2 separate regions of the Homo sapiens genome follow, and region 1 is linked to region 2. A link is an interaction called in ENCODE POLR2A ChIA-PET data of the cell type or tissue named here. Cell type or tissue: endothelial cell of umbilical vein. All regions are shown on one strand. Links, peaks and the distances in the headings refer to the core of each region. The heading gives the core; the rest is flanking DNA. Region 1 overlaps PCCA (propionyl-CoA carboxylase subunit alpha). Region 2 overlaps PCCA (propionyl-CoA carboxylase subunit alpha).

What was found. Peaks named below come from ENCODE experiments on the same cell type or tissue, not always from the same donor. Only the 100,000 strongest peaks of a DNase experiment are listed, where the experiment ranks them.
Region 1: POLR2A ChIA-PET joins it to region 2 with 5 read pairs; 3 of 35 experiments call an interaction of 5 or more read pairs at or near these places.

The regions. Positions count from the first base shown.
Region 1 is chr13:100,503,677-100,510,929 of GRCh38, reverse strand. All of the region lies in intron 21 of PCCA (propionyl-CoA carboxylase subunit alpha), which reads right to left. Among named protein-coding and RNA genes, the nearest start is that of PCCA-AS1, 26 kb to the right of the region's middle. RefSeq lists enhancers at 1-403, 404-1,022, 1,023-1,641. In endothelial cell of umbilical vein, for the core only: no CTCF peak of the experiment used is centred there; a DNase peak (open chromatin) is centred at 4,119.
Region 2 is chr13:100,293,468-100,300,720 of GRCh38, reverse strand. The region is part of intron 12 of PCCA (propionyl-CoA carboxylase subunit alpha); the gene reads right to left. Among named protein-coding and RNA genes, the nearest start is that of PCCA-AS1, 180 kb to the left of the region's middle. In endothelial cell of umbilical vein, for the core only: no CTCF peak of the experiment used is centred there; DNase peaks (open chromatin) are centred at 1,800 and 2,410.

The DNA.
Region 1 (7,253 bases), core at 2,797-5,296, 210 kb before region 2:
TGCAGCCCAGGCAAAGGAGCGGACATGGACAGGCAGCAGCTAAGGCGCAGGGCGAACCACAGCCTCCTACAGCTGCAGTCGCTGGAGCAGCCTGTTAGCATAATGCTGTGACAACTCCATCAGTGCAGTCTCAAGGTAGCTGTCAATCAGGATGCATCATTTAATCCAACAGCACTCGGAGGACTTTCTCCTACAACCCACATGACAGCATATCTACAGCTCTATTTATATCAGCGCCCAGTTGTGTTTACAATATTGTTGTAATTAGAAAAGATGCAACAGGCAGCAATATTATTGAGATTTCCATTTTGTAGTATTGCCCTGTAAAGTGTGATCTTGCTTCACAGAGTCATGCTAAATGACAAAAGGCTATTTTCTTCAATCTCCCAGCTCAGACAGCACTTCATTTGCAGCTATCTATAATTAGATTAATGGTGTAGTGCGGTACAAAGCAGGCCCACTTCACATCAGATAGCATATGAATTAGGACAAACACTTATTTCAATTCCAGGCAGAGAAAGCAATGACTGGGGTATTTAGCATACCCTTTATGGTGGAATGAGATGTTAATTGTGTACCATTACCTCTAAACTGCTTGCTTGTTGTATAAATCACTGTGCTAATTGATGCAGAGATAGAAATGTAGCCACAGGCGAGAAAGCAAAGGAATGAGAGCTGAAGATGGTGGATAAAGGATTATCGAGTAAAACCATATGGAGATGAGGTTCCTTTGAAACCTTTGCTTTCTGCCCATGAGCAGGATTTCTTCATATACAGCAAAACTCTGATACAAGAAAAATTAATTTTACATTCCTTTTTAAAAACACAAATTCCTTGTAGAAGTTCCGGCTGCCAGAAATCCAAATAATAGGTATGTGGAATTCATCTTAATATACATTTATAAAAACATGGAATGTGTAGTTTTCAATAGTCAGAGCTCCTCATCTGGGTTTTCGGCTCATGGGTTAATAAATAACGCTTGTAAACTATACCTGAAGCAGATGTTTCTGACCCATCCACAGGGCAAAAACAAATTCTTTCCCAAGGCTTGAAGTTGTTCTTTTAGACAAAAACAAAACAAAACAAAACAAAACAAAACAAAAAAAACACAAAACAAAAAACCCACACCACCACTATGCTGGCTTAGTCTGTTATAGACTCTAATTGTGTAGAAACATTTATTCAGGATGTGAATCCAACAGAACAGAATCATTTTCATCTACCATTAAAACAACGATTTTAACACCATCACCCAAACACTGAAATCTGACTATTCCAACTTGAGATATTCTTCCTTGTTTTTCTAAAACTAGCAAAAAATAAAAAATAAACAGAAGCAAGTAGTAATTTAAAAGCTTCCGTTTTAAAATCTCTGAATGTTACTCTTCCCTTTTAAAATGTCTTGTTCTGCACTCAACAACTCTTAATAGGGTAAAAACGAGTGTCTCAAAAGCGCACATATAGAAATCAAATGTTACGTCCCACAAGTCAAACCGTCCGTGATCCACAGATAAACGTGCCCCTGGAAGTTCATCATCAAGTACATGTGTCCTGAGTACATGCTCACGTTTTCTCACTAGCAAGGCAACACTGAGGCGCAGATTAGTGCTGTGGACCTTCTCACAAATTCAGCTGCTTAGTAATTAGCACTGTTACAACATTTTACGCAGAGAACAAACGCATAGGGTCAGTTAGCAGCTCCAGTTCTCAGCGTCACGGTAACAGTTAACATATCCGTCTACTGGCAAGTGCACATTTGAGAAACACTGTATCTTTCAGCGTTGTGAAATATGAACACCACACTAACTTGCAAGAAAATAAAACAATGTTTCAAGAAACTAGCAAGTCTAGTTCAAGTTACCAGGACTGAAACTTGGGAGGGGAAAGTCCAGAGCTGCTTTTTTGGGGGCCACAGCTGTCACCTTTCACTGTACAGAGTGGCCCTTATTATACGTCTGACTGCTGAACTAAGGACACCTGGATCGCAACTGCAAGCGTTTACGGTTTAGGTTATTATGCTAAATAATATTAAAAACAAACAAAATCCACAAAGAAACATCAAGGACTCTCAGGATGGAAACCAACGTCAGCACAATAAATAGCCTGAACCCCCCACCCCAAGCATTAAGGCAACACAAATAGAAAGGAGAAAAGATGTGGAGACAGTGTAAAGCCCTGCCTCCTGGGCATTAATCACTTGTTTAGACCTTTTTACACTAGAGCCTTACAGCCTGCAGCCAAAACCAACACGCCTCAGTGAAGCTGGTGTTAACAGAAGAAAATATATGGTTTCTGACATTGCATCCCAGTTCCTCAACATTTGCTCCAACTGAAAAAGGCAGTTAAACACAAAGTAAATCATCCAGTTAGCCTGGCTGTTTAGTGACACACAATTGATAATGTCAATACATTGCAGCGACATAATGCGTCACTTTCAACACTCGTCCGCTGCCATTTATGAATCAATCTGTACTCAAGGTTTTGTTGTGTTACTGGTAGGTGGTTCTTGGAGTTAAGTCGTTTACTGGACCAATGAATGTGCCACAAGGAGGCTCAACGGCAGTGAGCAGCAATCTCATTTTTCGAGGGAAAAATTAACACAAATAGGAGTGGGAAGAAAATCCCAACAAAACAGAAGAATAAGAATATCTGAAGCCCATTCAGCAACTCATTTTTCAAACATCCTGCAAAAATGGGGAGGGTTTCCTTAGAGAAAAGAACCATCTTAAGGCTAATCATCAACAGCATTGAAGGAATGGGTAAGACTGTGTGTATCTCGGGCTTGCTTCCGAAAGATGATCTCTCCTCTGGAGGGAAGAATATGGGGTTGTCAATAATACAAAAATCTAGCCTCATCCTTTGTTCTGTCTTGTTTTTGTAACTGGAAACACAAGGCTCATTCCAGTTATACTGTCCTAAGATGAGCAACTTAAAAAAAAATAGTGCCAAAAATTAAATTGAAAATTAAACACTAGGCTGGGTGCGGTGGCTCACACCTATAATCCCAGCACTTTGGGAGGCCAAGGCTGGAGGATCATGAGGTCAGGAGTTCAAGAACAGCCTGGCCTACATAGTGAAACCCCGTCTCTACTAAAAATCCAAAAAATTAGCCAGGCGTGGTGGTGGGCGCTTGTAATCCTAGCTGCTCGGGAGGCTGAGGCAGAAGAATCGCTTGAACCTGGGAGGTGGAGGTTGCAGGGAGCCGAGATCGCGCCACTGCACTCCAGCCCAGGCCACAGTGCGAGACTCTGTCTCAAGAAAAAGAAAAGAAAAGAAAGAAAATTAAACACTAGACCCAGCACTCAATAACAGAGAGGATTTATTTCTTCCCTTGTGTTGCACTGAGGTTACCTTGTAATCTGAATCACTTGTATCATAAGAGAGGCCTAAAACTGATGTGGCGGGAAAAGAGCTAGCGTCTAGGAAGCTGCCCCATTCCTAGTCTTCTAAGAATTCCGAGGTGGTCTCTGATGGGCAGGAGGGCACTGAGAAGTCCTCAGTGGGTTTCCCAAGGAGCAAGTCTGTTAATGACAGCAGCCTACCTGGAGTGTGGCGCCATAGTGCCATGTGTGCAGGTGTGCCCATGATAAAGGGGGCCCAGCCTCTGCCTGGCCCAAGTGCCCCCAAGCTGTCTAACAAGTAGGTGCATATGCCACAAAGGCAATTTGCTGGAATAAGTGGCACTTTCACTTCCACAAAGGCAAGTCCATTTACAATGAACTGTACAGAATGCACAAAATAGAACATGTGCATTCTGTTTGATCAGGAGTCTCTGTGACACATTACGACTATAATGAGTCATTTTTTTCTTTTTACTCAAGAAAAATATTATAGATCTTTGAAAGCCATGTACTCAATTATATAACAATACCAACACCTGTTAACAGTACAGGCTGTTTCTATTCTGTATCTCGAATTGTTTTATGTAATTACGAATTTATAAGGTATTTGGTAAACCGGTAAGAAAGTACCTTTTTAAAGCACTGTATAATTTGGGGTACAATGAAGTGTTCTCTTAAAAATCTATAATTAGGGCAGCATCAGCTTACAGAAAAGTAAAGGAAATGTTATAAAAACACAATTATGTAGATAAGCACCGCGGTGAGGAAGTGTACCATTTCACGACGGTGCCCAACCCTCTTCCTTTTTCTCCTCCTATCTGAAATGCTCTTTGCTCATATCAAGTTGAAGTCATGCTGTCAGAATGAATGACCTTTGGGGAAAAAAGATGGGGAGCTCTGACTTCCCATGTAAGTCCTCAGTCCCCCCCAGGTTGGAGCACCTGGGAAGTGTTCTAATGTGAGGGGCTTCAACAACAATCTTGCCTTTACAGGTTTTCTTAAATATTTTTACTATTATGAATTCACTGAAGAAACTCAAAATTCAAAATGCCTAAATGCTGGCTTTATGGGACAGAAATTCAGAAACTAAAATACAGAAAGGCAGAGTAAACGAAAGTAAAGATGACTGTGATACTGTGAGGTAGACCGTCGGCCAAGAAAACTGAAGCAGAAAGCAACTGAAACCCCCGCCGCCCCCGCCCCCACCCCCGCCCGCGAAGGTTTCTGGTCTGAAGTAGCAGAAATGAGCGCTGGTAGGGGGGTTGCCTAAGAATCTTGGGGTTTACAGTTCTGACACATCCTAGACGCTGAGCCAAGGAGGACTGCTGGCACCCTCATGCTGTGCTGTGTACAGAACACACGATGCTGAAGGTGGCCAAGTCCTGGAGAGCCATGGGAGAAATCGGGAGACAGGGCGATGTGGCCCCCGTCCTGGCAGCAGCAGAGCATGAAAGCCCAAGTCTCTGAAGCCAACAGGCCCGACTGTGACATCCCAACGAGATGGCACCTTCTGACCAAGTTACCTCCTTCTCAGACAGATGTCAACTCTAAAATCAAGCTAATACAGGTCTTGAGTAACTGTTTTGAGGATTAAATTTACGAAGATCTGCAGCGCACCTAGCAAGTGCTCGAGAGTAACTATTCACCAGGTATTATTTCCTGTGTCCTTTCCAAACATCTCTGGTTGTTCAGAATGAAAGAGTGGTGGATTTTTTTGGGGGGGATGGGGGAGGGTGGGCAGAGAAACAGGGTACCACTCTGGCACCCAGGCATGGCTCACTGCAGCCTCGACCTCCTGGGCACAAGTGATCCTCCCACGTCAGACTCCCAAGTACCTGGGACTACAGGCAGACGCCACCATGCCTGCTTAGTGTTTGAGTATGTTTTGTAGAGATGGGGTTTTGCCACATTGCCCAGGCTGGTCTTGAACTCCTGGGCTCAAGGGATCCGCCCGCCCCAGGTTCCCAGAGTGCTGGGATTACAGGCATGAGTCACTGCACCAGACTGACACTGGTGGATTTTATTTTAAAATCATGTATTGTAGGACATCTCAGATTAACTTCTAATTGTTGGAGTTCTAGCTCTATGCTCTCCATGTTTGAGAGCAAATAGATTACATTCTTCAAACATCACATCTGGCTCTAAAATCAAAGAAAGGAAGTTGATTCCGTGTTCAGAGAGGTTCCCAGGCATGCAGCGAGGGACCCCACGGTTGTCTTTTCCTTAGACAGTTAAAAGCATAGTGAATTAGAGAAACAGTTTGGTTAATTCATTCAAAAACCATTTATCGAGCATATCTGGGCAATGTAAGAATACAAAATAAACAAGAAAAAATGGCTCCTGACCTAAATACCATAATCTGGCCAGAGGGAAAAGACATTCATGAATGACACAATATAAACGTATTCAAGGATTACTAAGAATGTGATCAATATGAGGTGGGCTTTTTTATTTTAGCCCCTCTCTTACAGAAAATCTCCAGGCTGCGAGGCAGCAGAGAGTAGTGGTTTACCATTTAGGATCTGGAGTCAGAATACTGTTCCACTTACAAGCTTGGGAAAGGTCGACTTTCCATGTCTCAGATTCCTTCTTTATGAACTGTGGATCATAACAGTGCCTGCTTCTGTGGAAAGTAAGTGAATTCTTTTTTTTTTGAGACAGAGTCTCTCTCTGTGTCACCCAGGCTGGAGTGCAGTGGCATGATCTTGGCTCACTGCAGCCTCCGCCTCCCAGGTTCAAGTGATTCTCCTGCCTCAGCCTCCCGAGTAGTTGGGACTACAGGCACGTTCCACCACACCCAGCTATTTTGTATTTTTAGTAGAGATGGGGTTTCACCATGTTAGCCAGGGTGATCTCAATCTCTTGACCTCTTGATCTGCCCACCTCAGCCTCCCAAAGTGCTGGGATTACAGGTGTGAGCCACGGTGCCCGGCCAGTAAGTGAATTCTTGTATGAAGAAGCCTCAGAACACAGAAATGTCATTAAGTATTTAATAGCCATCATTACCACTAATTGCTGTCATTAAAACATGTCCACAGATGGACAGAAATCTTGGGCACAGTCACTGAGAAGACACTGGAGGCTGTCTGGGTGGGTCTCGAATTCAACACACAGGGATCTAAATCGCTCTCACGCCCGCGTACACGCTCTCAGATGCACAACAGCCATGCACCTCAACTCTTCACGCTGACTCTCTCCACTGGAAGTGTCCTCTGATCATATTCTTAGCCTAAAAATTTGGCCTTCTATTCAATTCTCATATGAACATTCTCCCGACTTGGAACGTTGTCCTATCTATGTGGATCTGACTATAATCTTTCCCCAGACTTTAAGACTATGTTGCTAATTTCTCATGGCAGAAGAATTCATATTTGAGGAACCTGAGATTTTATAAGAAAATGAGAATCAGGGGACTGAGCAAGTGAAATTTGACAGCTCTTATAAAACAATGTATTTTATGGAGTTAAAAATAGTTATAGGCTTATTGTAACAAGTCCAATGGTAAAGAGGTGTGTAAAACAATTTACTAATCCACCCTCTCACATCTAATCCCACTCCCCTTCGGTAATGTCAATTTTTATTGTATATCTTTTACTCACATGAATCTATCAAAATATAAACATATATGTATACTACAAATACATTTAGCCTGGGTAAAATGAAACACTGAAGACTGCTTATTATTGAGGATCTCACTCTGTCACTCAGGCTGGAGTGCAGTAGTGTGATCACAGCTCACTGCAGCCTCAACCTCCTCAGCCCATGTGATCCTCCCACCTCAGTCTCCCAAGTAGCTGAGACCATAGGCACATGCCACCATGCCCGGCTAATTTTTTTTTAAATTTTTTGTAAAGACAGAGTTTTGCCATGTTGCCCAGGCTGGTCTCGAACTACTAGGCTCAAGCGATCCAT
Region 2 (7,253 bases), core at 650-3,149:
GTCAACATAAACTTGGTCGATCACTTAGAAATTCTTAACCTTGAGTTAAAATGAAGCCACTTAAGTCACTGGAAAAGTCTACCGTTCATCTAAAACCTTGAATAAGTTCTAAGAATTTAAACAAAACTTTGGCCACATCTGCTGCTTTGATGTCATTTTTTTCTCATAAAAATTAAGTATCTTCTAAATGCACTTCACAATAGTTTCTTTATCATGACATGTCATATTTCATACACTCTGACACAGGAAAAGGTCAGTGAACAAACGAATTATCTTCCCATCTTCAACTACACTAATTGAAGGACAGGACTTAGTCATTATAATAATCTTGAAGCTTATCATAAGCAGACAATGCCATAGTCTTAAAAAAAAAGCTTTGTAAAAATAAACAGATGGCACCCATAATTAGCTTTGTGCGTGTTGAGTTTGCTTACAGTTTCAACAACATTTTAAGACATTTTGACATAATTTTAATGACAAATCATCACTAAAATAAGCATCAACCCTTCGTAAATGTGACACTAAATAAAGATCTTATTAGGTAGTTTAAAATATGTATTTTTGAAAGCAAATTATGATTTTGTAAGAACCAAGACTCTATAAGATAAATACAATAAGAAAGTAACTAGCAAAAAAACCCTCTATTATTACTAGAAACCAATCTCATGTGAGAAAGCATCTCAGCACTCTACTCAAGAGGTGAACCTGGATGGGTGTGGCGCTTCACGCCTGTAATCCCAGCACTCTGGGAGGCCAAGACGGGCAAATCACTTCAGGTCAGGAGTTTGAGACCAGCCTGGTCAACATGATGAAACCCTGTCTCTACTAAAAATAAAAACAATTAGCCGGGTGTGGTGGCACATGCCTGTAGTCCCAGCTACTCAGGAGGCTGAGGCATGAGAATTGCTGGAACCCAGGAGAAGGCTGTAGTGAGCCGAGATTGCACCACTGTACTCCAGTCTGGGCAACAGAGCGATATTCCATCTCAGGAAAAAAAAAAGAGGTGAACCTACCACGTGCCAAGTGCTTTACATCAATACTATTCACACATCCCTGATAGGTGAAAAGACAATTTCAAAAGTTAAGTGAACCATTCAGTTTCCTCTTTCTATGACCAGTGCCCATATAAGTACATACTATATACAAGGCAAATAAATACATATTGAATGAATGAACAGCAAATACAGAGTCACATCTATGGTAAGTGGTCACGATGGAGTTGGAATTTATCTCACTAAAGAGATGACATTATCTTCCTGATCTTCCTGACAGTAATGTATATGAAAGAAATGTATGTATAAAAGTATATGCAATGGCTATACAATTATGTATACATGTCTTTTAAAAAGCATATTACTATGAAGGTTTCAAGATCCAAATTTATTGTGTCTCTGCTTCACCTTTGAAGAGGGATCTTTAACTGTGTAGGAAAATAAGTACATCAGATCCACTTTGAATGGGATCCAAAAGTGGACCCACTGTGTTCTAAACTTAAGTCATATAACAGAGCCATAACATTTTACAATCTAAATTAGGGAGCTACAAGTAATTCAAATTAGAAGCAACTAAGCAGATAACTAAAATAACAAGCTGCTAAAGGTAAAATCCTTACTAACAGAAATTTTAAAAAACATTTACCTTTTGACAAGTACTGCATAAGTCCACAAAATAGTCTAACTTGCTTCAATTTTCCAGGTAAAAGAAATTAACTTCTTTAAAGTAAAACTTATAATTTTAAACATTTTTGAAAGAAATCCTTCTAAATACATAGGATTCCAAAGCTACTCCACAGGATATGAAGCATTTCCTTTAGACTGTGTTATTACCAGAAATCTTATAAGCACAACATTGCTTAAATAATCACAAATATCCCCCTATTCCCAAGTGCTTAGCAATGGTTTCTCTCTGCAAGTTAAGCTCAATACTTAAGTGATAGAACAGGGTTATATAAAGGAACAAAAGGACGGAAGGAAGGACGGAAGGAAGGAAGGAAGGAAGGAAGGAAGGAAGGAAGGAAGGAAGGAAGGAAGGAAGGAAGGAAGGAAGGAGGGAGGGAGGGAGGGAGGGAGGGAGGGAGGGAGGGAGGGAGGGGAGGGAGGGAGGGAGGGAGGGGAGGGAGGGAGGGAGGGAAAAGATGGTTAACTTGATCAAAAGGTTATAAAAATAAAAAAACAAAAAAGTCAAAAATTGGTGTCTGGTAAACCAACAAGTTCATCTTGTCCCACTTAGAAGAAAAATGTAACTACAGAAGTCTGATGCTAATATGCATCTGTTTTGAGGGCTATTATGTGGGGGGAAAAGGTTTCTGTGTCACTTCTATTTGGGAAACACCGGGTTAATCTCAGTTCAACAGATTGTTTAGGAAAGACTCTTGTCATTAGGATGCCCATATGTCCTGTGACTCTCCTAGAGAAGGGCCTTGCGCAGCACTTCCTCCTCCTTTTGCAAAGTACCTTTATGAGTTGCCAAGTCCATGGAACACACTTTTGGAAACAATGCCTCAAAAACATTCAAAATACAAAATGGAATTCCCTTATTGTTACTCCATCCTTACCACACAAATATTTGAGAACCTGGCTTCATATGTTTTTCCTACCCAACAGCAATGTGCTCTTTCTAAAAAGCACACAAATCAGGGATCCACCAGACAGCACTGTTTTGCATTGTTAACGTATTAGCATGTGAATATATAAATCTTGGGATTTAGTGAGCAAGAGTAAGCCCGAACCCAAAAAAAAAAAAAAAAATTCACACTCACAAAAAAGGAGTAAGCCCTACCAAGTTATAATACCTGAATCCTCAAAGACAAATTTCTCAAGGGAGTGCCACACTGCAGAGTCTAACAGTTGTTGATAAATTTATTTGTATTGGTTATATCCCTAGCTCACCATGAATCTTTTGTTCAAACAGGTACAAAAAATTATCAAATGCCATATTATAGGACATAATCGTGCCTTATAACATCTCATGCCATAATCACCCTCATGGACTAGAATAAATATGTTTAGCTCCATACACCTACGCTAGATGGTAACAATCGGCTAGCTTTTTATAGATCTACTTGCTATTTTTAGTTTTGTATTCTTAATCACCACCAAGCTGTCACTATTAGCATCGTGTCTAATACCTCTTACCACTCCCTCTTACTCATCTGTTGCTTCAAATTTATTTCCCAAAATATAACCAAGCTTGTCAAATGCAACTGTGAGGTAAATTAGGTTGTGCTTCATCTCTGAGTGCTTAATGTATCTCATTTCGGTAGCAGAATAAGCTTAGGGAAAACTAAATCTCCTTGGCACTGTGTTGTTACCTACCTCATGATTCTAAAAATTATAATAATAAACTCTGACACTGCCATTGTCATCTTCAGCCTATTCCTCACTAAATACAAACTAGGAAGTATGCTAAAGCTAGTGAGTGAAAGTATGCTGGCTATTTATAGAGTCTCAAAGTATCTCCCTATAAGATACTTTATTAAGGACAAAAGGAAAATAGAAAGTCTACAGTGTAGAAACGCCAGAGATACCTCCTTAACAAAGCCAACACCACCAATAATGGGATAAAGAGGCACTTCGTGCTACCAACATGGTGCTCATAGATGGACAGTGTCATTTCTATTCCTGCCCAGAATGCAAAGACTGAATCTAGTACATGAGAAAAGAGGCAAACCTAAAATGAGTGACATTTTATAAAATAAATGGTTTATGCTCTTAAAAAATGTTAAGATCACAACTGACCAAAAAACTAAGGATTATTCCAGATTGAGAGAGAATAAAGAGATACAACAACTAAATGCAATGCAGGATGCTGAACCAGATTTTTTTTTCTTTTACCACAAAAGGCATTAATGAGGCAACTGGGGAAATTTGAATATAGTCCCTAAATTGGAAGACAGTAATATGTTAATGTCCAAATCCTGATTTTGATTATGGTGCTATAGTTACATAAGAAAATTTACTTGTTTTTAGGAAGTACAGACATATTTAGGAGTAAAGGGCCACTAGGCCTGCAACTTACTCTGAAATGCTTCCAGTAAATACAGATATAGATAGAAAGATAAAGTAAATGTGGTAAATATGAGTGAAGTGTATTCAGAAATTACCTGTAATATTTTTACAACTTTTCTGTGAGTCTGAAATCATTTCAAAATTTAAAGTTAAGAAAAATACGTCAGGGTACGGTGGCTCACCCCTATAATCCCAGAACTCTGGGAGAAAAACCCAGGTGGATATCTTGAGCCCAGGAGTTTGAGAGCAGACTGGACAACATGGCAAAACTTTGTCTCTATTTAAAAAAAAAAAAAATACAAAAAAATCAGCCAGGCATGGTGACGCATGCCTGTAGTCCCGCTAATTGGGAGGCTGAGGTGGGAGAATCACCTGAACCCAGGAAGTCGAGGCTGCAGTGAGGCAAGATGGAGCCACTGCACTCCAGTCTGGGAAATGGGAGTGAGACCCTGCCTCAAAAAAATAAAAAATAAAAAAGTTAATAAAAATAAAAATAGTGTCCCTAGAAAGACTTGTTTTTCATATTATAAAACATTATTAAAAATAAAGACATCTGACTTGACCAACATTCTTGTCAGAATCCTCCCACTATGTTAAATAAAAATAGTTATACAATAGCAGATAGTTTGTGCGATATGTTTCCTCTGACCTAAACTTTTAAATATTTTACTGTGATATTTACCTAATAATTTCTAAAACTTTCAGGATCAGTAACTGAATAACAGGCAAGTCATCCTGAAGGTGAGCAAGATTCAAGGAAATTTTAATTATATACCTGAGTTGACTTGAAATGAAAATTAAAACTGAGGAAAATCAGTTTTAAGGGAAAAGGGGAAAAGTCACAACATGTAAAAAGAAGTCAGAAAGACGCAGTGTGTGTTAACTTGGCCATTATGAGGAGGAGGCTGATGAGAAGTATTAAAATTCCTTCAACAGTGCTATATCTGCAGCTCTAATTATTTGGCAGCTGGTAAGTAGTGGCCCAGTTGCTTAGTCAAAGCAGAAACTGCCCCTAAAAGTGTAAGGCCCACCATACCTAAGTATAACCAACATCAGTGTGGCACTTTGAAATTTACAAAATCCTTCCACACATGCACAAACTTCTTCAATACATCACTGTCATTTAATAGAGAAGGCATAGGAGATTGCTCTCAAGATATGGTGTGGTGAGAGAATGCTGAAATTTTTTGTTATCAAAATAATGTTCTTTTAAATTAACAAAATTTTAAGTGACATTTTTATTCAATATATCCTGTCTAAACTGACAGGTATTACAAAGACTTGTTTTTTCGAAAGCTATCTTTTGTAAGCAGAACTTGTTGGATTCAACTTAGCAAAGTAGTTTAGTATGATTACCCACTGAAATATGAGGAAACTGTCCCATTACATAAAATTCAGTTTCATAAGTGTTTGGCATAATAGGCCTCTGTCTTTGTAGTTTGTTGCTATTCCAGCCTGAAAGGATGGTCAATGCCATTATTTTTGGTTCTGCTCTGTCTGTTCAGAAAGATTCTGCTCTTTCTGTTCACGGAACAGAATCTAGCATGTACCTACTAAAATTCTGAAGCTCTACCTCCTGAGAATACAGGATTTCAAAATAAAGATCTAAGGTTATTAGATTTTGATCCACAGCACTCAAGGATGAAAAGCATGTTGGGAAATAAGCCCCAACACATCACTCCTATAAACTCACCTTGGAAACAATGGTTATATTCAAGAGTGACAGCCTGGGTGACAGAGTGAGACTCTACCTCAGAAAAAAACAAAAAAAAGAGTTGGACTGCAGGGCTTAGAAACCAATTTTTCTCCCCTTTTCTCTGATACATTCTTCGTGCTTAGAATAGATGGATGAAGGTGCGTATACCTGTGTAGGATTATATACAGATGTGCTCTTCAGAGACATGACATTGTCAGTTGCCTGTTTTGTGCTTTTGATTTGTTTATTTTTGCCAATAACATCAGAACTATACATCAAAGTGAGTACTGGCTATTCCTAAATAGTCCAACAGCACTAAAAACTAAAAATTTAGTTTTCCAGCTCATCTTGGAAAACTAAATATGCATTTAATATCACCACTGCCAATTCATTTCTGGAACTTGTCCTTAAAAATTCACTTTGGAGCTGAAATCAGAATGTTTAGAATAGACTAACCGGTGTCAAGTCTTCATTTTGGGGGGATGGGAGATAGGATTTTTAGAACCAGTCATATTCTAGTAAGTTGTTTAAAATTTTTATATGCTATGTATACATGGAAAAAAAAAAGAGTGACCACGAAAACGGAACAGATTCTATTATAGGGTTCCCCTGGTGACCCCAAGAATAATAATCACATGAAGAAATGATAAGGAAACCATTATGGGCTGAATTGTGTACCCCCCAAAATTCGTATGTTGAAGTCCTAGCCCCACCACCTCAGAATGTGACTGTATTTGGAGACATGGTCTTTAAAGAAGTGCTCAGGTTAAAATGAGATCATCAGAGTGGGCCCTAATCCAGCATGACTGGTATCCTCATAAGAGAAGATCAGGACCCAGACAACACAAGGCACAGAGGAGAGGCCACAGGAAGACACAGGGAGTGGATGGCCACCCACAAGCAACGAGAAAGGCCTCCAAAAGAAACTGACCCTGTTGGCCCCTGGATTTTGGACTTCCAGCCTCCAGAACTTTGAGAAAACACATTTTTGTTGTTTCAGCCACCCCAGTGTATGATACTTTGTTATGGCAGCCCTAGCAAACTAATACAAAGACCAGTTTTAAAAAGTTAAACATAGATAAAAAGAGTCCAGAACTCAGACAGCAATATCATTTACAATATGCTTTAAAACAAAACCCCAAATCTAAGTGCCTGAAAAGCTTATCTATACATATCTGTATACCAAAAACTTCTTTCCTTCATTTTCTACTAAGGTTCAGTAAATAATAAGGGAGGGTATAACACATCCTACCTTCTATCCTCAGTTTCCCAGAACAAAACATGCCAAAACATCCCAATTCTGGCTCACTCTAAACAGCCTGAGAGCCCTGGCCTCTATCATTTTAAATACAATCAAAAAGGTCAACATTTGCTCACATCCAAAATGCCCCTTCTGACAAGAATGAAATTTTACAATTAGTTAGAAATCCTTTTCCCAATAATTTCTCCTCATTCTTTCTATCAAACACTCCAATTCCATAAAAGACCAAAATATTTTCATCTGGCAGGTCTAGAAATTTTTTTTTAATCCAAAACTAGTCTGAAATTAG